Regions from separate parts of the Homo sapiens genome. Here region 1 is linked to region 2. The links are chromatin loops, found by intact Hi-C in ENCODE. Cell type or tissue: gastrocnemius medialis. All regions are shown on one strand. Each heading gives the region's core, and the rest is flanking DNA. Links, peaks and the distances in the headings are about the cores only.

Region 1 (10,935 bases), core at 1,331-9,330, 100 kb before region 2:
ATAATGCAAGTCCTGAGTGACCTACAAAGAGACTTAGACTCCCACACATTAATAATGGGAGACTTTAACACCCCACTGTCAACATTAGACAGATCAACGAGACAGAAAGTCAACAAGGATACCCAGGAATTGAACTCAGCTCTGCACCAAGTGGACCTAATAGACATCTACAGAACTCTCCACCCCAAATCAACAGAATATACTTTTTTTTCAGCATCACACCACACTTATTCCAAAATTGACCACATACTTGGAAGTAAAGCTCTCCTCAGCAAATGTAAAAGAACAGAAATTATAACAAACTATCTCTCAGACCACAGTGCAATCAAACTAGAACTCAGGATTAAGAATCTCACTCAAAACCGCTCAACTACATGGAAACTGAACAACCTGCTCCTGAATGACTACTGGATACATAACGAAATGAACGCAGAAATAAAGATGTTCTTTGAAACCAACGAGAACAAAGACACAACATACCAGAATCTCTGGGATGCATTCAAAGTAGTGTGTAGAGGGAAATTTATAGCACTACATGCCCACAAGAGAAAGCAGGAAAGATCCAAAATTGACACCCTAACATCACAATTAAAAGAACTAGAAAAGCAAGAGCAAACACATTCAAAAGCCAGCAGAAGGCAAGAAATAACTAAAATCTGAGCAGAACTGAAGGAAATAGAGACACAAAAAACCCTTCAAAAAATTAATAAATCCAGGAGCTGGTTTTTTGAAAGGATCAACAAAATTGATAGACCGCTAGCAAGACTAATAAAGAAAAACAGAGAGAAGAATCAAATAGACTCAATAAAAAATGACAAAGGGGATATCACCACCGATCCCACAGAAATACAAACTACCATCAGAGAATACTACAAAGACCTCTACGCAAATAAACTAGAAAATCTAGAAGAAATGGATAAATTCCTTGACACATACACTCTCCCAAGACTAAACCAGGAAGAAGTTGAATCTCTGAATAGACCAATAACAGGAGCTGAAATTGTGGCAATAATCAACAGCTTACCAACCAAAAAGAGTCCAGGACCAGATGGATTCACAGCCGAATTCTACCAGAGGTACAAGGAGGAACTGGTACCATTCCTTCTGAAACTATTCCAATCAATAGAAAAAGAGGGAATCCTCCCTAACTCATTTTATGAGGCCAGCATCATTCTGATACCAAAGCCGGGCAGAGACACAACCAAAAAAGAGAATTTTAGACCAATATCCTTGATGAACATTGATGTAAAAATCCTCAATAAAATACTGGCAAACCAAATCCAGCAGCATATCAAAAAGCTTATCCACCATGATCAAGTGGGCTTCATCCCTGGGATGCAAGGCTGGTTCAATATATGCAAATCAATAAATGTAATCCAGCATATAAACAGAGCCAAAGACAAAAACCACATGATTATCTCAATAGATGCAGAAAAAGCCTTTGACAAAATTCAACAACCCTTCATGCTAAAAACTCTCAATAAATTCAGTATTGATGGGACGTATCTCAAAATAATAAGAGCTATCTATGACAAACCCACAGCCAATATCATACTGAATGGGCAAAAACTGGAAGCATTCCCTTTGAAAACTGGCACAAGACAGGGATGCCCTCTCTCACCACTCCTTTTCAACATAGTGTTGGAAGTTCTGGCCAGGGCAATTAGGCAGGAGAAGGAAATAAAGGGTACTCAATTAGGAAAAGAGGAAGTCAAATTGTCCCTGTTTGCAGATGACATGATTGTATATCTAGGAAACCCCATTGTCTCAGCCCAAAATCTCCTTAAGCTGATAAGCAATTTCAGCAAAGTCTCAGGGTACAAAATCAATGTGCAAAAATCACAAGCATTCCTATACACCAACAACAGACAAACAGAGAGCCAAATCATGAGTGAACTCCCATTCACAATTGCTTCAAAGAGAATAAAATACCTAGGAATCCAACTTACAAGGGATGTGAAGGACCTCTTCAGGGAGAACTACAAACCACTGCTCAAGGAAATAAAAGAGGATACAAACAAATGGAAGAACATTCCATGCTCATGGGTAGGAAGAATCAATATCGTGAAAATGGCCATACTGCCCAAGGTAATTTACAGATTCAATGCCATCCCCATCAAGCTACCAATGACTTTCTTCACAGAATTGGAAAAAACTACTTTAAAGTTCATATGGAACCAAAAAAGAGCCCACATCGCCAAGTCAATCCCAAGCCAAAAGAACAAAGCTGGAGGCATCACACTACCTGACTTCAAACTATACTACAAGGCTACAGTAACCAAAACAGCATGGTACTGGTACCAAAACAGAGATATAGATCAATGGAACAGAACAGAGCCCTCAGAAATAATGCCACATATCTACAACTATCTGATCTTTGACAAACCTGAGAAAAACAAGCAATGGGGAAAGGATTCCCTATTTAATAAATGGTGCTGGGAAAACTGGCTAGCCATATGTAGAAAGCTGAAACTGGATCCCTTCCTTACACCTTATACAAAAATCAATTCAAGATGGATTAAAGACTTAAACGTTAGACCTAAAACCATAAAAACCCTAGAAGAAAACCTAGGCATTACCATTCAGGACATAGGCATGGGCAAGGACTTCATGTCTAAAACACCAAAAGCGATGGCAACAAAAGCCAAAATTGACAAATGGGATCTAATTAAACTAAAGAGCTTCTGCACAGCAAAAGAAACTACCATCAGAGTGAACAGGCAACCTACAAAATGGGAGAAAATTTTTGCAACCTACTCATCTGACAAAGGGCTAATATCCAGAATCTACAATGAACTCAAACAAACTTACAAGAAAAAAACAAACAACCCCATCAAAAAGTGGGCGAAGGACAAGAACAGACACTTCTCAAAAGAAGACATTTATGCAGCCAAAAAACACATGAAATAATGCTCACCGTCACTAGCCATCAGAGAAATGCAAATCAAAACCACAATGAGATACCATCTCACACCAGTTAGAATGGCAATCATTAAAAAGTCAGGAAACAACAGGTGCTGGAGAGGATGTGGAGAAATAGGAACACTTTTACACTGTTGGTGGGACTGTAAACTAGTTCAACCCTTGTGGAAGTCAGTGTGGCGATTCCTCAGGGATCTAGAACTAGAAATACCATTTGACCCAGCCATCCCATTACTGGGTATATACCCAAAGGACTATAAATCATGCTGCTATAAAGACACATGCACACGTATGTTTATTGCGGCATTATTCACAATAGCAAAGACTTGGAACCAACCCAAATGTCCAACAATGATAGACTGGATTAAGAAAATGTGGCACATATACACCATGGAATACTATGCAGCCATAAAAAATGATGAGTTCATGTCCTTTGTAGGGACATGGATGAAATTGGAAACCATCATTCTCAGTAAACTATCGCAAGAACAAAAAACCAAACACCGCATATTCTCACTCATAGGTGGGAATTGAACAATGAGATCACATGGACACAGGAAGGGGAACATCACACTCTGGGGACTGTTGTGGGGTGGGGGGCGGGGGGAGGGATAGCATTGGGAGATATACCTAATGCTAGATGACGAGTTAGTGGGTGCAGCACACCAGCATGGCACATGTATACGTATGTAACTAACCTGCACAATGTGCACATGTACCCTAAAACTTAAAGTATAATAATAAAATAAATAAATAAATAAATAAAAAATAATACACCGAGTTATACACCTAACACACTCAATGCTATGGTAGCTGTTATTATCCCTGCTATTGTATTGTGCCATGCACTATATGCCAGGCAAAAGAAAGTCAGACAAAAATTACAAAGGGATCTGGAGAGGACAAACACTACTCCAAAACAGAGGAGACCACATTATTTCTCCCTGACAAGTCTGATGCTTCTCTTATCAATTCAGCCACCATGGGTGAGTGTAAGACACTACAAAAGTCTTCAGCTTGCTCTTCCTTGTTTGAAGGTGGAATGACTCCAGCAGCCTTTAAACACCTCATTTTTTGCCTGAGTGCACATTATACATAATTAATCACACTGCAGAGCCCATACCTGAGAAAGCTGTTAGTTCAATAATTCACCTTGTCTGCTTGCATAAAACAGATGTGACCCCCCCAAGCTGACTTGAAAGTCCATTAGTCCATGAGATGCAGTATCTTCCTGTGTATCTACCAGCTGGAAAAGAAGTAGCCCGAGTATGTCCTTGAACTGAGAAGGGGGTGAGTCCACCGCCTCTCCAGTGAACACTCAGGACGGGCAGGTTCCATGAACAGGAAATGGCCTCCTCCCAGGGTGGAATATGTGCCTTTTCAACCCATAAGGATAAAGCTAGCAAATGATTTTGCCCAGAAAAAAAAAAAAAAAAGGGAACTGAAAGAGAATGTCAGTGTTCCAAGTGGAGCCAATTAACTCATTTAGATGGTAAATAGTAATGTAAGTATAAGTGAATGAAATTATTAGACAATTTCAAACTCTAGCTTTGGGGCAGATAAAAAAGTAGGGGAGGAGCAGGAAAGTGATAGCAGGACACAGGAAGTAATCACAGATAAAGGACTGCTGAGTGTGAGGAAATCATCTGAAAGTGCTAGTCAGAATTCATTTGTCTCCCACCTGTAGTCCCTTGGCTTCCACAGCAGGTTCTTTTGCAGATACTCATTCACTGTTTTATGTAATTATTTATGTATTGAACATTTGAAAGAGAAATTCCCCACTTGACATCCCTGAATATGTATATATGTGTGCAGTAGCCAAAAATGACAGAAAGGACCAGCATAAAAGGTGTTCAGTTGATGATTGCGCTCAACTGAAAACAATAGCAGAGAGAGACTTAAAAATTCCTCATCAGGGGCAGATCAGCTCTGATCCAAGCACTGTCTGGATCAGGAAGGTTTATAAGTGAGCTGGGAACTGACCCAGGCCTTTTCTTCTTGCCTTTTCTGGCTAGGGTTTCTCCAGAGCCTTGGTGAGAGGGGTTTTGTAAGCAAGACTAGAAGGGTGTCATGGTTAATGCTGGGTATGCGCTTTGCACCATAAGTCCTCTGGGTACATGTGCACATGCATCTTTACGGATAATTTGCTGGTTTTGTCTGACTAGATTTTGAAGGGGTTTGGGTTGTGAGTTTAGAATACACAAACACGATGCAATTGCAGTTTATTGTTTGCTAAACTGTTCTAAGTCTGTGCCATAATGTGAGTTCAGTCCTTCTCAGCTCATTCTTTTGTTATTTTTATAGATCCTTGTAGTATATAAATAGTATTTATTATTTGTCCATGATTCCTCCTTCCCGCTTTGCCACTGCTGTGACTGTCCTGTGAACAGAGTGTACTTTCCATCCCACTGGCATTGGACTTGGCCATATAACTTGCTTTGAGCAATAGAACATAGATGGAGGAGACAGCATGTTCCAAGGTGAGGCTTTAAGACACATGGCAAGTTTCCTACTGTCCTCATGTACTCTTATGAGCTTCTCATTCACTGTGAGAAGAGTAGAATTCAGGTGGCCTTCAGCCTGAGTCTCAGAATGAGAGCCCCATTGATCAGATATGAACCCAACCTACAGCCTGAAGCCAAGTCCAGCTGAGGCCAGCAAAGCACCACAGAGTCATAGCTGACTCATAGACCTGTGAATGAGAAACAAGTATGTGTTGCTATTTGGGGATTCTTTGTTATGCAGAATCATTGTATCAAAACCTGACTAATGCAAGTCTCAAGTTAAAGACACCTCATATAATATCTAGGAGAATTTCAACACAATTGATAATTGCGTCCCACTCTCCAGAAGGGAGTGGGCAAGTAAGTAACTTTCCTCATTCAGTGTTGCCTAAATATGGCCTGTATCTGGCTGAGAGTGCCAAATATGTTATAAGTAATTTGAAGTCCAGAAATCAGGATAGCATTCTTATATGCTATTGTCTTAGTCCCTTCATATTTCCATAGCAAAATACCTTAGACTAAGTAATTTATAAACAACAGAAACTTATTGCTCACAATTCTGGAGGTTGTCCAAGATCGAGACACCAGCAAAATCAGCATCTGTTGGGAGCTCGTTGGGAGCTCGTTCCTCATAGATGGTGCCTTGTATGTGTCCTCGCATGGTGGAAGGGGCAAACAGGCTCGCTCAAGCCTTTTATCTTCTTTTTTTAAGTTCCGAGGTCCATGTTCAGAATGTGCAGGTTTGTTACATAGGTAAACATGTGCCATGGTGGTTTGCTACACCTATAGACCCATCACCAAAATATTAAGCCCAGCATGCATTAGCTATTTTTCCTAATGCTGTTCCTCCCTCCTCCCCTCCCCATGACAGGCCCCAGTATGTGTTGTTCCCCTCCCTGTGTCCATGTGTTCTCATTGTTCAGCTCCCACTTACAAATGAGAACATGTTTGGTTTTCTGTTCCTGTGCTATTAATGCCATTCCCAATCACCTCCCAAAGCCCCATTTCTTAATATTATAGCACTGGTGACTAGGTTTCAACATATAAATTCTGGGAGCACTTAAACATTCAGACCATAGCAGCTGTAATCCGGGAAACCCTGGGTAACTATTTATAGGTGTTATTTACTTCTTTATTAATACTAATGCAACCATTTATAAAAGGCTCACTGCTAAGTCTTTTACATATGCAGTCATTTTTCTGTATCTATGGGAAATTGGTTCCAGGAGCCCCTTCAGTTACCAAAATTCTCAAGTCCCTTATATAAAATGGTGTACTATTTGCATGTAACCTACATACATCTTCCCACATCCTTTAAATTATCTCTAGGCTACTTATAATACCTAATATACTGCAAATGCTATGTAAATAGTGCTGAATACTACATTGCTTAGAGAATAATGACAAGAAAAATGTCTGTACATGTTGAGTACACGTTCCATTTTTTTCCATATATTTTTGGCCCACAGTTGGTTGAATTTACAAATGAGAAACCCAGGGATATGGAGGGCTGGAATTATCTATTTAGTCCTCAAAATAACTAAATAGGATACTTATTACTATTTTACAGAAACCAGAGCACAGAGAGATTAAGAAAAGCATCTAAAACCACATGAGTATAAGTAGTGGAGCCAACACTTAACCCCAAACAGTCAATCTCCAAAGTATCTTAAACTGCTCCCTGTTGAAGCCTATACCCCTCCATGGGGCTTACAAAAGGGTGTTTACACCTCCTTACCATGCTTCCACCCCTGCCTTTTGCTTCCCTCGGGATTCACTGACTTAGGATCTTGACACGAGTCTGCGGAGACCACATGTAAACAGATCCCATGTGCTGTAAAGCCCAGGAAGATGCAGAGGGCATCCAGCTCTCAGGCAGGAAGGTGGCCCTGTGATCTGGCGAGCTCTTGTCAGCCACCTGGGTGTGGGCTATGGCTGGCCTGTTCCTTACCGTAGTAGGTGTTCACAAAAACCGCAGTTGTTTTTTTACCATGACGTTTCTTTTCTTTTCCAGGATAGGCTATGCTTCTTATTTTTCCCTTCAGATACTCAATATCCCTTGTCCCCACTTTGCTCTTACTGCTCTTACATCTTTGTGTATTTTTCTTCGGTTTACAGTCTTTGCTTTTACTGCCCTCAAAATTCCTCAAGGGCTTCTGAAGGCTTTTTATGATTCTTCCGTCTTCTCAGGACGCAATGAAAGGCGTATTTCATTCAGGTGGATCTAACATTGTAGGTGGAAAGAAAATGATTCCTTCTGAGACTGCTTAACCAAAAGAAAAAAGAAAAGTAAATTTGCTGAACTATAAAGGCAATACATGTTCATTGTAGAAAAACTAGAAAATATAGGAAGCAAAATAAATATAAAAACTGTAAGTCTCCCTCCCCAAGATTACTCTTTTAGTTGATAGGTTAATATTTTAATAGATTTCCTGCCTGTTTCTTAAATACATGTTACCATAATCATGATTTTATAGTTTATGACATTTAGTAGCTTGCTTTTGCACTTAATATTAGAATGTAAACTTTTTTTTCAAATTTATAAAAAGTATCAGAACAGTACTTGTCAAAGCATGCCATGGACCACTGGTCTCTAAAAATATCCCACAAAAAAATGGGGAACATGGTCAAACATGTTTGGGAGACAGTGCATGTCACATGGCCCCATGCTGGAGATTCACAATGCACCTTGGCTCATTTAACTATCTGAAAAATTGCAATAAAGGAATCAATTTCATTTTATTTATCCAGGGTTTCTCAAAAACATCTGAATTTGCATTCTATTTTTGGAGGAATAACTATTAACATCCCACAAAAGTAGTGTTTCATGGACCAGTGGGTCCAGACTAGCCTAATAAGAGTCCAGAGAATTTCTAATCAGATGCCCCTTAAGCTTCTCACTTAGTACACCCATAATATTCAGTTGTTATTACAGATCTAGGCACCAAAGCTCTAAAAACAAGAAACTTTTATTAATCCCTGCAGAAAAATAGAGTTGAAGTTAAAAGAAGAGATGAAAGGGCATATATATTTCCAGATTCAATTCAGAGTCCTAAAAAAGAAGAAATAAAAACTAACTCATTAACCCATTTCACAGTATAATTGACAGTCACATGCTGCCAGGTGTGCTAGGTCTCTTTAAGTAAAAATAAACAAAATAAAGTTTCTCACATAATTCTCATCACAGATCTCTTCAGCACATATTATTGCACCCATTTTACAGGTAGGAAAACAGAAGTTGAGAGAGTGTGAGGGTCTGATTCAAGGGCAAGGTTGACGAATGGCAGAGCAAAGATTTGAAGCCAGCCCTTCTGTCTGAGACAAACACTGTTCCATGGTATTACAGTCAGTGGGCTCTGGTCACTCTCTTCTCTCAGCAGCCAGCAACAGCACGATACCTTTCACTGTGGAATTAAAATTAGTAGTCTAGAGCTTAAAGTTTTCATTTTAATACCATTAGCCGTCTTCTCAAGTCATTTAATTATGTCCCAGCACAGGATTCCTTTTTCCATCCCTGAAGCTTTAGCAGAATCATGCTCCCAACGCATCTCATGCTCCTGCATATTTGGGATCCTAAGCTAAATCTCTCTTTCCATCTCATACATTAAAATTACTTCCCTTAATGTATTGAATTTCAGCCCTTTTTTTGGGCTGAAATTTATTTTACATTAGAAGGCATTGGAAATGCAAAACTGAGAATCCATTTTAACAAGGAATATTGAATAGCAGATCACAGACCATCTTTCCATTAAAGGAGAGGAATTAGAAATGGGTTGACATGCTCTGTGGGCCTCATTAGGAAAAGATGAAGAAAAGGAAACTAGAATTCATTGAACTATCTCAAGTCAAATGCTTTATCGATGTTGTCTTACTTAATCTTTAAAGCCATTTATAAGACAGTTACCATTATACTCCTTGTACAGATGGGGAAATTGAGAATCACCAAAGGAATTACTTGTCTAAGTCCACGAACTTACAAAAGGGTCAACCTAAGAGCTGCTCCATTATGAGAGTTTAAAGCCATGTGCTTACATGCTGGGCATGGTGGCCATCACATCCATCTATCAATTCCAAGAGAAATGGCCCCAGATACAACCCCTGGACAAGTGAAGTTTGCTCTATGTTGGCTGCTAAAGACAAGGTCAGGCTAAGAATACAACTTTCACCTGGAATAGTACTGGTGTATTCCTGTTATTCTGTCATAACTATCAATAACAGCCCATTTCATTCATAAAATTGTCTTAACTTGGAATAATAAATCACTAGAAGCCCCCAGGTTGAATGAATGGGTCCACCCCTCAGCAGTAAAAATCAATGACAAAAATCTCAGAGACAGGGCAGCTACCATTCCAGAGAAAAACATTAGAAATTACAGTCCAAGGGCCATGGTTATATTAAAGTGTCCTCCCTTGCCCAAGACTAAATACCAACAACCCAGGTAAGATGAAAATGGTAAGTGCATGTGTTTTCAGGCACCAGAAAGCAAAGGAAAAGCTGAAAAAGCAACTTTTCACTGTATTCCAACTGGAGGGAGAAAGGCCCCACGGAACAGGGCAGGAGAGCAGTTGATGTGGAGTAGAGGGAGTCATGCTAAGGCCTGGAGAGCATGGGAAGCCAACCTGGGCCAGAGAAGAAACCCCTGGTTGAGCTGGAGAAAATAAGGGCAAGGCCCTAACCCTCATTCTTGGAGAAACTGGAGTGATGGGCAGAGAAGCAAGGTTTGAATTTTGTGACAAGGCCTGGTCTGGATCACAGGACTCAGGCAAGTGTCTGGGGAGGCCCATTGTCAGAGGAGGACAGGCAGCCCTAAGGCCTGGGATTCGTATAGTCCGCGAGTGCAGCACACGGCTAGCACAAGCAAAGCCAGCAAACTGAAAACAGAAGGGCTAAAGGGATTTTCTGCATGTCAGAAATGCAGGCAAATATTAAAGTCTCAAACCCACACCATCGAGCCAGAGGATCTATGCAGCAATGGGGCCAAGGGGGAGGGTTGGAAGGAAGTGATTCCTAGCTACCCATTAGCGAAATCATTGAGTCCTCCTGGATTTCTAGAAAGGCTAGCACTCAGGATTTTATTTTATTTATTTTTGCTCGCTTTTGTAGTGGTTTGTTGATGCTCTAATGAATAACCTATCTTTTAACTATTTCAAATATTAAATTCCTATTTCATTTCTCTTAGAATTTTTCCCCTTTAGTACTTATTAATGAATCAAAAATCCAGGCCAACCCATGTCAGTAATTGAGCTGCAATTCATCACTTCCCTCCTCTTTCATGTTAGAGATAAAGTGTCCACATAGCAGAACCCACAGGTATTATAACTGTTCTTAAGACCAGGGGTTGGCCTGGTTAGGACAAGGTTTACTGCGTGAGAGATGATGTTACTGGATAAGTCTCAGATTGTCCTGGATCTAGTTGCTCTATCTCCCAGGACAGATGCAGCTTATCCTGAACAATAAATTCTGGACTACAACCCCTAGGCCTTTCACTTTGCAGGATAAAATTCATTTA
Region 2 (10,935 bases), core at 1,960-9,959:
ATCTTCACAGACCCTCCTGATGAATGTGATGCCTGCAGAATTTTGACCACCACAGGTCTAAATGGAGCAACTCATTTTATTTCTCCAACTAGGGTGATTGGTTTAGAAATGGCGACAGCCCCAATCAGAACCAATGAGGAGCATGAGGCTTGCTGGGGTTTCTGGGAGAAAAGACTTGCTCTGTTGTCTAATTTCTCCGAAGCTATAACCATGAGGAACTGGGAGGAGGACCATGACCCCACCTGAAACTAGAGCCAATGCAGAGGAAGATGTGGCAAAAAAAAATGGAGAAAAGGCAAACCTGGGGGACCTCATGGAAACCTTGAATCAAGTCATGTGTGAAGTGAAATTCGCCCTGGCTTTTCAGTCACATTAGTCAATTAATTTTCATTTTTACAAATGAAATGTGTTACAACTTTAACCACTTTAATGGGTTTTCTTCATAGGCAACTAGAAAAAGATCTAATTAATACAAGGTGAGTAAAAGTACCTATTGCAGCCAAATAGGAAACAAGGGACGCCATCAAAATGCAAAGGAAAATGACAGTGCCACACATGTGGGCTCCTGTTGTACGCTGCCCTGAGCTGTGACTCTCCACCACCTGAGGGGGTCCTGGGCCTGAGGCTGATATGGGAAGGGCCTCTTACCCAGTCCTGAAGACAGCCTGTGGAAGAAAATGGGTGGCTACATGGACCAGCATGACAGGAAGTCGGTCACAGTTCCCAAGAACTGAAGGACAGACCCCAGGAATCAGAGAGCAGGGATGAAAGGGTCCAGGAGGGAAATGAAAGGCCAAATTCTTGAGCCACCAATGCCTGGGGCTGCCTTTCACTGGCCTCTTGTGGCTCAAGGTCTGTGAAGGACCAAGGACAAAGCAGACACAAGTGACCTTACAACTCATAACTGTGAGCAATTTCACTGATTAGTGCACAATTTTCTTGCCTTATTTCTGCATCATCCAGTGATTATTTAAAAATTCTGTTAAGAGATTTTCCACCTGATGTAACTAATGAAGAAGGATGCCAGTGACACACAGGTGACAGTCCGTGAAGAAGTGAAATGCCTTTTGCAGAAATGAGGGGTGCCGTACACCTGAGACTGGTGTGCCTTTGCTCCCTGCAGGAACACACATCTGTTGCACATTAGAATCACATTCCATCTATTCCACTAAACAGTTACCTGGACTCCTTTCTCCAGCATGGGAAAAAAACGTCGTGATGCTTCTATTAAAATATAGATAATTAAAAGTGTCAATGTGATCCCAAGCCTTAAGTGGAAGCATTTGGACTAAACTATTCAACAACACAGACTAGGCCAGACTAGAAATGGAGAAAACCAACCCAGCACTTCTCAAACTTTAGTGTGTACAAAGATCATGTCCGGACCTTGTCAAATTTGCAGATTCTGATCAGGGGGCCTGGGGTGGGGCCTGGGAGTCTGCATTTCTAACAAGCTAATGAAGCTGCAGGTCCAAGAGTGGCGATTTGAATAGTAAGGATCTAAACCTCATGCCAGTGTGGTGACATTACGGAATGTGTGCTGGGGAGTGTGGACATGTCTGAGCATGTGTGTCTCTGTGTGTATACGTGGGTAGCAAGTGTATCCTCCTCACCCCAGATGTATTCTGCAAAGGAACATGGCCCTGACTCTGAGCTTATCATAGCAAGTCAAATAAACTAGAACAGTTATTGGAACCTAAGGCCACTGCACCAGATATAATGAGTCCAGTAACATGGAATCCCTTTGAGAGCAAAGAGAAAATCCACTTTAAAACTCCACAAGAGGGATCTGTCTTCAGGGGAAAAATGATTTGACCCCTCACATGAATGAATCATAGACAGGTGAGATTCTGTGAAATTGATCTTATTATGCTGGAAGAGTACAGCACAGGAAGCACACAGAGCCTTTGGGATGGGTGCACAGGCAGCAGAAGGGGTTGGCTGCGTCGGCACTTTGGAGGTGCACGAATGCAGTACAACACTCCCTGGCCAGACCCATTCCTCCTGCCTCTGGGCCAACTGCCTCCTACCCATCCTTTTTAGCTCAGCCCAGATGTCATTTTCTCATGGAGGTCCTTCTCTGATTCATCTGCTTTTCCCCTCCCCACACACATACGCATAGTAGGTCTGACCCTCCTGTATAAGATCTTCTTACACAACAAATTGTTTTCCTTCTTAGCATACATATCATAGCATAGATACATGTTTATTTCTGAGGATATTGGTTGAATGTCTTCTTCATTAACTGGACTATAAACTCCATGAAGACAGGAATCATGCTGTTTATCTCACCCCTGTAATCGTAACACAGAGCACAGTGCCTAGCATTTAATAGGGCTCAAAAAATATTTATATAACAGTTGAAGAGAGAGAGGGAGGGAGGGAGGAAGGAAACAGAATTTCTTGACCTGGTGTCCACTGACCTGCACCCCAGGCAGAGAATCCCCTGTTGTAGGCAAAGGTAGGAGTGCATTTTTCCGGGAAAAGGAGACTCAACTCTCTCAGAATCTCAAAAAAACAAACAATGAAAAAAAAAACAAACTGTGACTTCTCAAAAGTCAAGAATCACTGAGTTGCTAATAACACATCAATTGAGAACATCTTAAGCAAGATGTGAAAAAAAAATCAGTTTCTTTCTTTAGAAACTGTTACTAAGTGGTCCTTGAAAGCAAAAGATGAAAAGGAAAGAAATAGTTTATAAGCACATGACATTGGAATTAAAAATCCTAATTCCATGATGAATTCAGCCTTCTATAGCAGGGTCACACATGAATGTGTATTATCTTAAGAATTAATACTGTGGACCAGAAACAAAAATGTGAGTAGAGAATGGCCACCATTTCGAAATCCATAAATTTCTCCTTAAAAGGCGGATAAAATCGGTTTATTTAAAAATTCAGTCAACATAAACCACAGCATATTATTTCCAAATAATTTTGACAATTTTGTCAAAATAGAACTAAACAGAAAATTTTGTTGAAAAGACAAAAATCTTTTACAAGAAAAAAAATCCTTCAAAATGAAAATACATTATAGCACAAGAAATATTTGCAAATTCCTGGTGTTTTAGCATAGTTTAGAAAACACAGAAAATTTGGGGGTGAGGATGGCTTGCCAGCAAGAGCTATTACCAGATTATGGTGGTAATGGTCAAAAGCACAAGTGCTGCCCGGGTCAAACAGATTTGGTTTCAAATCCTGGCTCTGCCTCTTTCTTGCCTGGTTACCTTGGACAATGTTGGTAACTCCTGTAGCTCAGTTTCCTCATCCACACGGGGAACAACACCTGCAGGGAAAGCCCTTAGCTGCTGCCAGGCACATAGTGAGCACTCAAAAGTGTAAGCTCTTACTCCTGGCCTTATGATTGTTCTGTACATTATTATTGGCACTGGAATACAAATCAGGCTTCCCAGACTTCCAGGCACATCGCACATGTTCAATCAATGCCAGCTAACATGACTGTCATTACCTCCTGTTATCAAAGGCAATGGGCTCATTATAGCAATATAGCCCTCTGTTTTCAGACATCTGATCTTTTATTCTCTTGAAGTAAATACCAAACTCAGCTGTCCTGCAGTCCTTAGTTGCTATGTATGTCAATAAATTCTAGTAGTGGCCACAAAACTACGGGTCAGTATCTGCTTAATATCCTTCCTCCCTGGCTTTGATCACAAAGACAAAATGAAGACTTCAATTTCCTGGTTTCCTCTTCATATGGAAAAGCTTTCAGGGGTTCTGAAAGGTCTTCTGGCCCAGGTTCTTTCAGCAGTTCAAATGCATCTACCTTCATGCTCGCAGATGGGCCATTTGCTGGGGATACAATGAAGAAACCAGTTCACCCTCTCTCTCTCCCTCCTTTAAACTCCAAACACTAGGTAAGATGGTAAGGATCATAAAGAACAACTCTTTCATGTTAAAAGAATTATTAATTCCAGTATCGTCACCAGATTTCCCCATTTCCTTGAAAATCACATATTTCCCTACAATCTGTGCCCATTGACCAGACTCTTTAAAAGCCTGAAGCCAGTAAAAAGGAAGCAGATTTTTACAGATACATCCTGTTGGCTGTTCTGGATGCATGGGCCTGTACTCCTGGCTCTGGGCCTCTCCCTCCTGTGCATGGTGGGAGAGAATTTGGGCAGCTCTGCACAGGAATACTGGGCTTCATTTCTGTCCAGCAACAAAGCTGCATTGTATCCAGTGTTTTCTCCTCCCTCCCTTACTGGGTCCTGGATAATTCATCTAAAAGTTACCAGGGTGGTTCCCCACACTGGCGTCTCTATGGAAAGCATCTCAGCGACCAGGAGAACTTTGACTCTGGATTCTAATTCTGGCTTCCCATATGACCCAGCCAAGTAAGTCCAGCACTTTCTCTGGGCATGACTTCATGAACGAGGAGGCAGTAAAACCAGTGCCCTTTTTCTTCGAAAAAAAAATCAGGGTATACTTTAAACTACTACAGGCCAAGAAAATGCCACCGAGCTCAAATCACCACTTTGGTCTATCTAGGTGTGCATAAGATTAGCTCCTAACCCTTTTAACCAGGGACCTACTTTGGATTCTTGTCTCTAATGTTTAGCAATTGATTGCACAGAAGAAACCTAAGCCCTGTTCATTCAAAGACTCAAAAAAAGTCTTTGAGTGAACAGGGACTCAGAAAATTAAGTCCTCTTGGTGACCCAAAGGAATCTGGGCACCCACATGATCCTGGACTGTTCTTATAATTTCCTCACCTGGCACAATGATTCTCAAGATGTGGTTCCTGAACCCCAGCATCAACCTGGGAACTTGTTAGAAATGCAAATTTTCAAGCCCCACCTAGACCCACTGAATCAGCTCTGTAGGTGATTCCATTTCATGCTAAAGCTTGAGAACTATGGACCTAACACATAGGCTATGTAATAGGTATAACAAACTACTTGAGAAATAAATGAATGATGAGCAAATGAAGAGTCCTGAGCTTTACTAAACCCCTGCTCAGTATAACCTGCCCATAGTTAATGGTGGAAAACACTGCAGCGTGCCCCCTCCATGTCTGGTGAATGCTGGTGCATGAAACTGTAATAATTTGGCCTCTGCTTTTGCTTTCTAATTTCCTGTCCACACACCCTGAAGTCTATGGCACCACCTCACAGAACAGTCTCTCAGCTGCCTGTGCCAGGCTCTCCCTAGCCTCCATGGCTGTGAACATGAAGTCTTCAGTGGCTGGAATATTTTCCTTTGTTCTCTTCCCCAGCCTCCTGCTCCTCTTTTTGTCCAGCTAAACCCTACATATGCTTTTGGTTTTGGCCTAGAAGTCACCTCCTCCAGGAAGCCAGCCCCCAGGCAGAGTACGTTTCTCATAGCATCCAGCATATCCTCTATCAGAAAACACAACCCTCTCTCTCGACATTCCTGTTAACTTGTTTTGCTCATTCATTAACATGCCCTGCAAGCTCTGTGAGCTAGAGGACTCCTTTCTCATTCCCTGGAGGACTCCTTTAGAATTCCAGCACCTTGAACAGTGCCTGGTGTCTTATTTAATCAATCAATCACAACTGTAAAAGAATCTATGCTCTTTTTTGGTAATAGGTAAGATGTGCCTATTTTAATTTATTGATTGATTTCATTGGACTCCTAGACATGAATAATTGACCATTAATCTAGAAAAGATGCCTTTGGATACACTAGTATAATTTTCTCAGCACTTTCTTCCTTAATAAAACTGCCAACCCCCAAGTCTTTTTTTTTAATGTGTACACTTCTGAATATCTGGTCTCGGCTACACAACTGCTCCATCTCTGTGTGCAAGTGTCATGGACAGTGCAGCAACCCTGCTGCTCCTTTTACTTGCCAAGTCAGAAGAAAAATGAGACTGAGTCTCAGATTTCCGAATAAACAGAGTACAATGTGTTGGAGTGTCCAGGAATGCAAAAGCCTCCACTCCTATTTCGTATTTGCACATGCCCCCATCAATTTTAATTTTTGCCAAGTTGATTGGGAAACGGACAGAGTCCTGGATGGCCGTCAAACCCAGCACAGCTCTGAGCCCAAGCCCAAAGCCCTGATACTGCTCCCAAAACAGCACAGAGGCCAGTGTGCCTTCTCTGAGAGGCCCCTGCTGCTGCCAGAACACCAGCTGATTTCACAAGATGCTGTGCCTGCCCATGTGGTTTCACTGAGTCATGATGCTGGCCTCATAATGCATCAAAGCTCCAACCAATCTGTATGTGGCCTGATGGAAACCAGCCCACACAGGGCCACCTCTGAGGACACCCACCCCAGGTCCTCTTGCTTGCAAGGAGTTCTGGCACCCAGGTGGATATCCTGATTTTTCAAAGGGCGACCTGATACCACAGCACTCAGGCCTGTTCGCACAAGAGCCACTAGGCCTTGCTGGTGATGTGACGAGGAGAAAGAGACACCTTGGTCATTCCATCTGGGATTTACAAGGGAAACCTCATCCAGCCTCATGAGAACCTGTTGGGTGAAGATATTATCTCTATTTCATAATGAAAAAAAAAAAGGAAATTCAGAAGCGTTAGATCCTTTGCCAATGGCCACTGTCACTTACTCTCCAACTTGTTCCAGAAAGGATTTAAGTCAGCTTACAAAACTACATGCAGAATAAAATAAAATGCAATGTGAATGAGAGGAAAGAAACAGGAAAGATAAAAATAAAACCAGGCTTGAGGTTAACTAAAAAAAATCATGCCTGGAAGTTCTGTATATTGGATAGAAATGGGTCATAAACTTGGCTCTGAGCTGTCTGATAACTCCTGGGAAAAGGGAAAAAATACAGCTCATGTCCTCAAGTTCTTTCACTTTTCTCAGAGGAGAGAACTTTGAGTCTTCTTTCAGAATCTTTCAATATTTCATTTGCATACAAAATGAACTAACATTATTTTCTCCATCCAATGAGGAGAAGGCAATAGGGCAAAGGGAAGCTAAAACGAAAAGACATAAGCTTAAAGATAGAAATACCAAGGAGATCTCAGAAGTCCCTTCCCCTTTCAAGGGTCTTCTAGGAAAGGTGGTCCTAACTGCAACTGACACGCCAACATTAACTTTGAATTATCACATAAAATTAAATTATACTCATATTACTGTTTACAAAGGCAAGGAAGATGAGCATGAAAAAAGTTAAAATTTGTCATGTATTTCTTCTTTTCCTACAGCCTGAATTCTACCCCTACAAACAACAAAACAAGACACCTGAGCTCCTTCTCAGCCTCCACCCTGTAAAGCACACTGAGGGCGAGTTGATTATTTCTCAAGTTCAGAGTTGTATATTCATCTTATGGAATTAATTATCTTTTCTGCACCTTCCCCTTCAGTTCAATCTTATCCATTGAAAGAATTTATGAAAAGTGCATTATGGAAATTTTAACTCATTCCAAAGTGTTTGTGTTTATTTTTATTTTTGTTTCATTTTAGGAAACAGTATCAATTTCTGCACAGAATGGGAAGAAGTTATTCCGAACGAGTCTAGCAATGACCATGTAAAATAAAGAAGAAAACCTCTTCAAGTACTGGCACCAGATGGCATAGGACGTTCTGAAGGTAGGTAAACACCACACAGAACAGGCTTCTATAATAAAATTATATTAATAATGAAATTGACCTTGACTGAGCATTTGCTCTGTACCAGGCCTGGATACGTGCCTTATCTGGAATGACTGATGCAACCCTCACACAAACCCTCATAGCAATGGGGTAGGTCCTCTCCGCATCCCCTTTTACACATGGGGGAATAATCAGGGGCTTCAGTGGGTGAGCTCGCCTGCCTAACAGCAAGGGCTTGCAAGTTAAGGAGCTCAGAAGTTGACCCAGGCAGTCTGGCTGCAAAACCAACTTGACACCTGTACCACACTCATTCGTACCATTGTACTTGTCCTTTTCTAAAAGCAGCAGTCATGGCGGCCTTCAAACAGGCCTTGCCCTGTCCAGTGTGGGACCTGCTGCTCCCCTGCCTGCCTCCTCACTGGCTCTTCCCAGAGGGCACGTTCCCTTCAAGGGAGAGCTCCCCACACAGTCTTTTCCTGCCCACCTACCTCAAAATCGGCCACCCCCAGGCCCACCCCATCACACTACCCTATTCCCACCATTACTCTTCTTGCAGTCAGGATGGCCTTATTTCTCATGCATAGCTGTCTGCCCACACTAGGCAATGATTTTCTGAAGGAAGAGCTTTGTCTCTCTTGCTAAGTTCCAAATCGCCATCCCTATGACAGAACCTAGCATGTAGCAGGTGTTCAGCTGAAAGCTGTAAAAAGGAGTGAATTAAATAACTGATAAACTCCTCCTCTGAGAGCTCATGGCAGAACAGGATATTTGAAAACCCGAGTGGACAGTGATAGAAGTGTGTACACTCTGACTGTTCTCTGATGGAGCCCCCAGACCAGGTGTGCCTGTCAGGCTAGCTGCTCAGCTGCGCAGGCGACCTGGAATGAGTCCCTTCCCCTCTCAGTGCCTCAATTAGCTACACGGTAAAATGAGGAAAACACTCCTCATGTCAGCCTCATTCTCATGCATGCAAAGATCTTTACACCCATAAATAATGAAAATATAATTAAGTTACACCATTCTGCCTCCTGCTAAGAAGTAATCAAGAAGTCCCCTAAGCAGCCAAAAGAGATGCTACAAAATAATTAGTGTTTTACCTGCTACAGTGACACTTATTCAAATCTGTGCTCAAAAGTCCCTTCTAATTGCATCTCAGAATGTAATTTTCTGAGGAGAAACACTATAAAATTCCAGGATGTTTATGCTTAAAATAAACTTAGAGCTAAATATATAAAATCAAATCAAAATGGCATTTAACCTTGACCTAGGAAGGTTATGCAGTAAAGAATTAACCTTGCCCAAAGAGAGTCTGGTCTTGCCCTCTGCCTTTGGCCACAAAGAGACAATCGTTAAGCCCCTGGAATGTCCTGCCTGACAGGAGTGTGTTTTTTGCCTGAGGCATTTGGTCACTAGACAGTCTAACAATAGGATTTAGTATGGGGCTTTGGGCTATGCAATAACATTTCCAACATCTAGAGAAATTGAAGACCAAAAGCATTAGCACATTACACCTCCAAGAGGGGCTAGAAGATAAGATCATCCATGCAGGTGGCATGCGATCGGGTTCCAATAAAAACTCTGAACACCAAAGGCTTGGGTGAGCATTGCTGGTTGGCAATGCCCAGTGGATACTGTGGACAAGAGGAGTTAATGCCAGCCCATGATGCCACGAGGTGAGGACAGCAGAAGCTCTATGTTTAGACATCTCTCAATTCTGCCTTATGTATCTCTTTTGATTTTGATCTATATCCTTTTCCTATAATATAAATCACACCCATGAGTATTACCACTTGAGTTCCTTCTAGCAAATTCCTGACCTTGAGAGTCCTCTGGGATCACCTCTAAACTTGTGGTGTCAGAAGTGAGAGTAGTCCTGTGTGGACTGTGCCCTTTCTAACTTTGAAGCTGGCTAACTATACAGTTGACTCAATCTCTCTACAAAGATTAATCTATCTGTTAAGATATGAATAGTTTTCTATATTTTCTCTTTTTAAAGAAACAGTATTTGTCTTTCTTCAAGATGAAAAATTAAACATAAGAGGATTTTAGACTTGGATAAAATGATGTTCCATACATTTTCATACCTTTCTGAATGAATTCGTGTCTTTCTTTTTACTTGGGCTCCAAGAAAATTGGACTGACCAGATTTTGAAGCTAAAATTCAGGTAGCTAGAAAGCTTTTTAAGATCCTTGTTTTGGGTGACTTGGATGGATCAAACAGGAAAAAGCCTACTTGTGGGTGAGGTGGAGAAGAACGAATGAAAGATTGAAGGGAAATCACCATAAAGCTTTGAGTCCAGCCTGACAGAAGGCTCAGAGCCAATGACAGGGCAAAAGGGATGCGACTATTAGGCAAATTGCTGAGTGACGCCAAGGTAAAGGACTAATCACCCCATTGGAGGTCCAGTTGTTGTAACACCATACAAGAAGAGGCTAGTTTGAGGACCTCAGGCAAACTGAGAGAGTCAGGGCAGAAACATCTGTGGATGCGAGTATTTCATAAGAAGACGACAAGCCCAAACACTACCTGAGGGACAGAAGAGGAACCAGGGGGTCCAAGAGACTTGTGAATTATAAATAGGCAGAGGTAGATGGAGAGATTCAGAAGGGTCATCTTGCCTGCCACTGGGAGTTGCAAATAGACTTGTGCAATAAGAAGTGCTCACGGCATTTGGAGCATCAAAGGTGGACCAAAGACTCTACTCACTCTGACCAGTTTATTACATGAAAAGACAGAGAAGTGTGCACACTTTGACTGTAAGTGTCTAATTGTGCATGGGGATAAAGACCTAAGATGAACTCAGAATTGGGGACAGCAAAAGTCACAAGGAGATCAGAGAGGATGCCAGTGAAAGGCAGGCTAGGAGAAGCAGCCCTTCTATGGGTGGTGCTGGGTGAAATACAAAAGGGTCAAAAAAGAAGAGGCTCCCCATTCCCCAGAGAACTTAAAATCCAATGCTGAAGAAATAAGAAGCAGTGCAACATAGAACATGAGTTAAATGATAATAAGCACAATTGGAATAACTAAAAACTAAAGAGCATTTTCCAAAGTCTAGGATGAAACTGGAGCTGTGTCTTCAGCTTAATTCATGCCTGAGGTTGCATTTTTAAAAAATTTTTTCAATCAGACCTTGGTGATGACCTTGAGCAGTAGGATATAAATAACTCCTACATGCTTAGAGTTCCAAAAATGGAACACTAGGCATAAGTGGGTTAAATCAATGTAGAAAGTGAAGGCATCTTAGGGAGGCAGGAGAATGACATGAACTCAGAGGCAGGGATGTTCATTGTGTTTGTAGACACGGTGAATTAAAAACAGACTTTTAAGGACTGAAATGTGATAAGTGCTACAACTGCGGTGTCTACTGCCACCTGGTGTCAGCATACCTTA

What was found. A loop is a pair of places that touch in the nucleus more often than their neighbours do. Peaks named below come from ENCODE experiments on the same cell type or tissue, not always from the same donor. Only the 100,000 strongest peaks of a DNase experiment are listed, where the experiment ranks them.
Region 1: it touches region 2 in a loop (3-fold over the local background); 1 of 110 quality-filtered maps calls a loop at or near these places.

The regions. Positions count from the first base shown.
Region 1 is chr7:34,192,973-34,203,907 of GRCh38, reverse strand. No RefSeq gene overlaps it. Among named protein-coding and RNA genes, the nearest start is that of BMPER, 290 kb to the right of the region's middle. In gastrocnemius medialis, for the core only: no CTCF peak of the experiment used is centred there; a DNase peak (open chromatin) is centred at 5,357; H3K27ac peaks cover 3,965 bases.
Region 2 is chr7:34,091,497-34,102,431 of GRCh38, reverse strand. The region is part of intron 13 of BMPER (BMP binding endothelial regulator); the gene reads right to left. Among named protein-coding and RNA genes, the nearest start is that of BMPER, 190 kb to the right of the region's middle. In gastrocnemius medialis, for the core only: no CTCF peak of the experiment used is centred there; a DNase peak (open chromatin) is centred at 6,111; H3K27ac peaks cover 3,240 bases.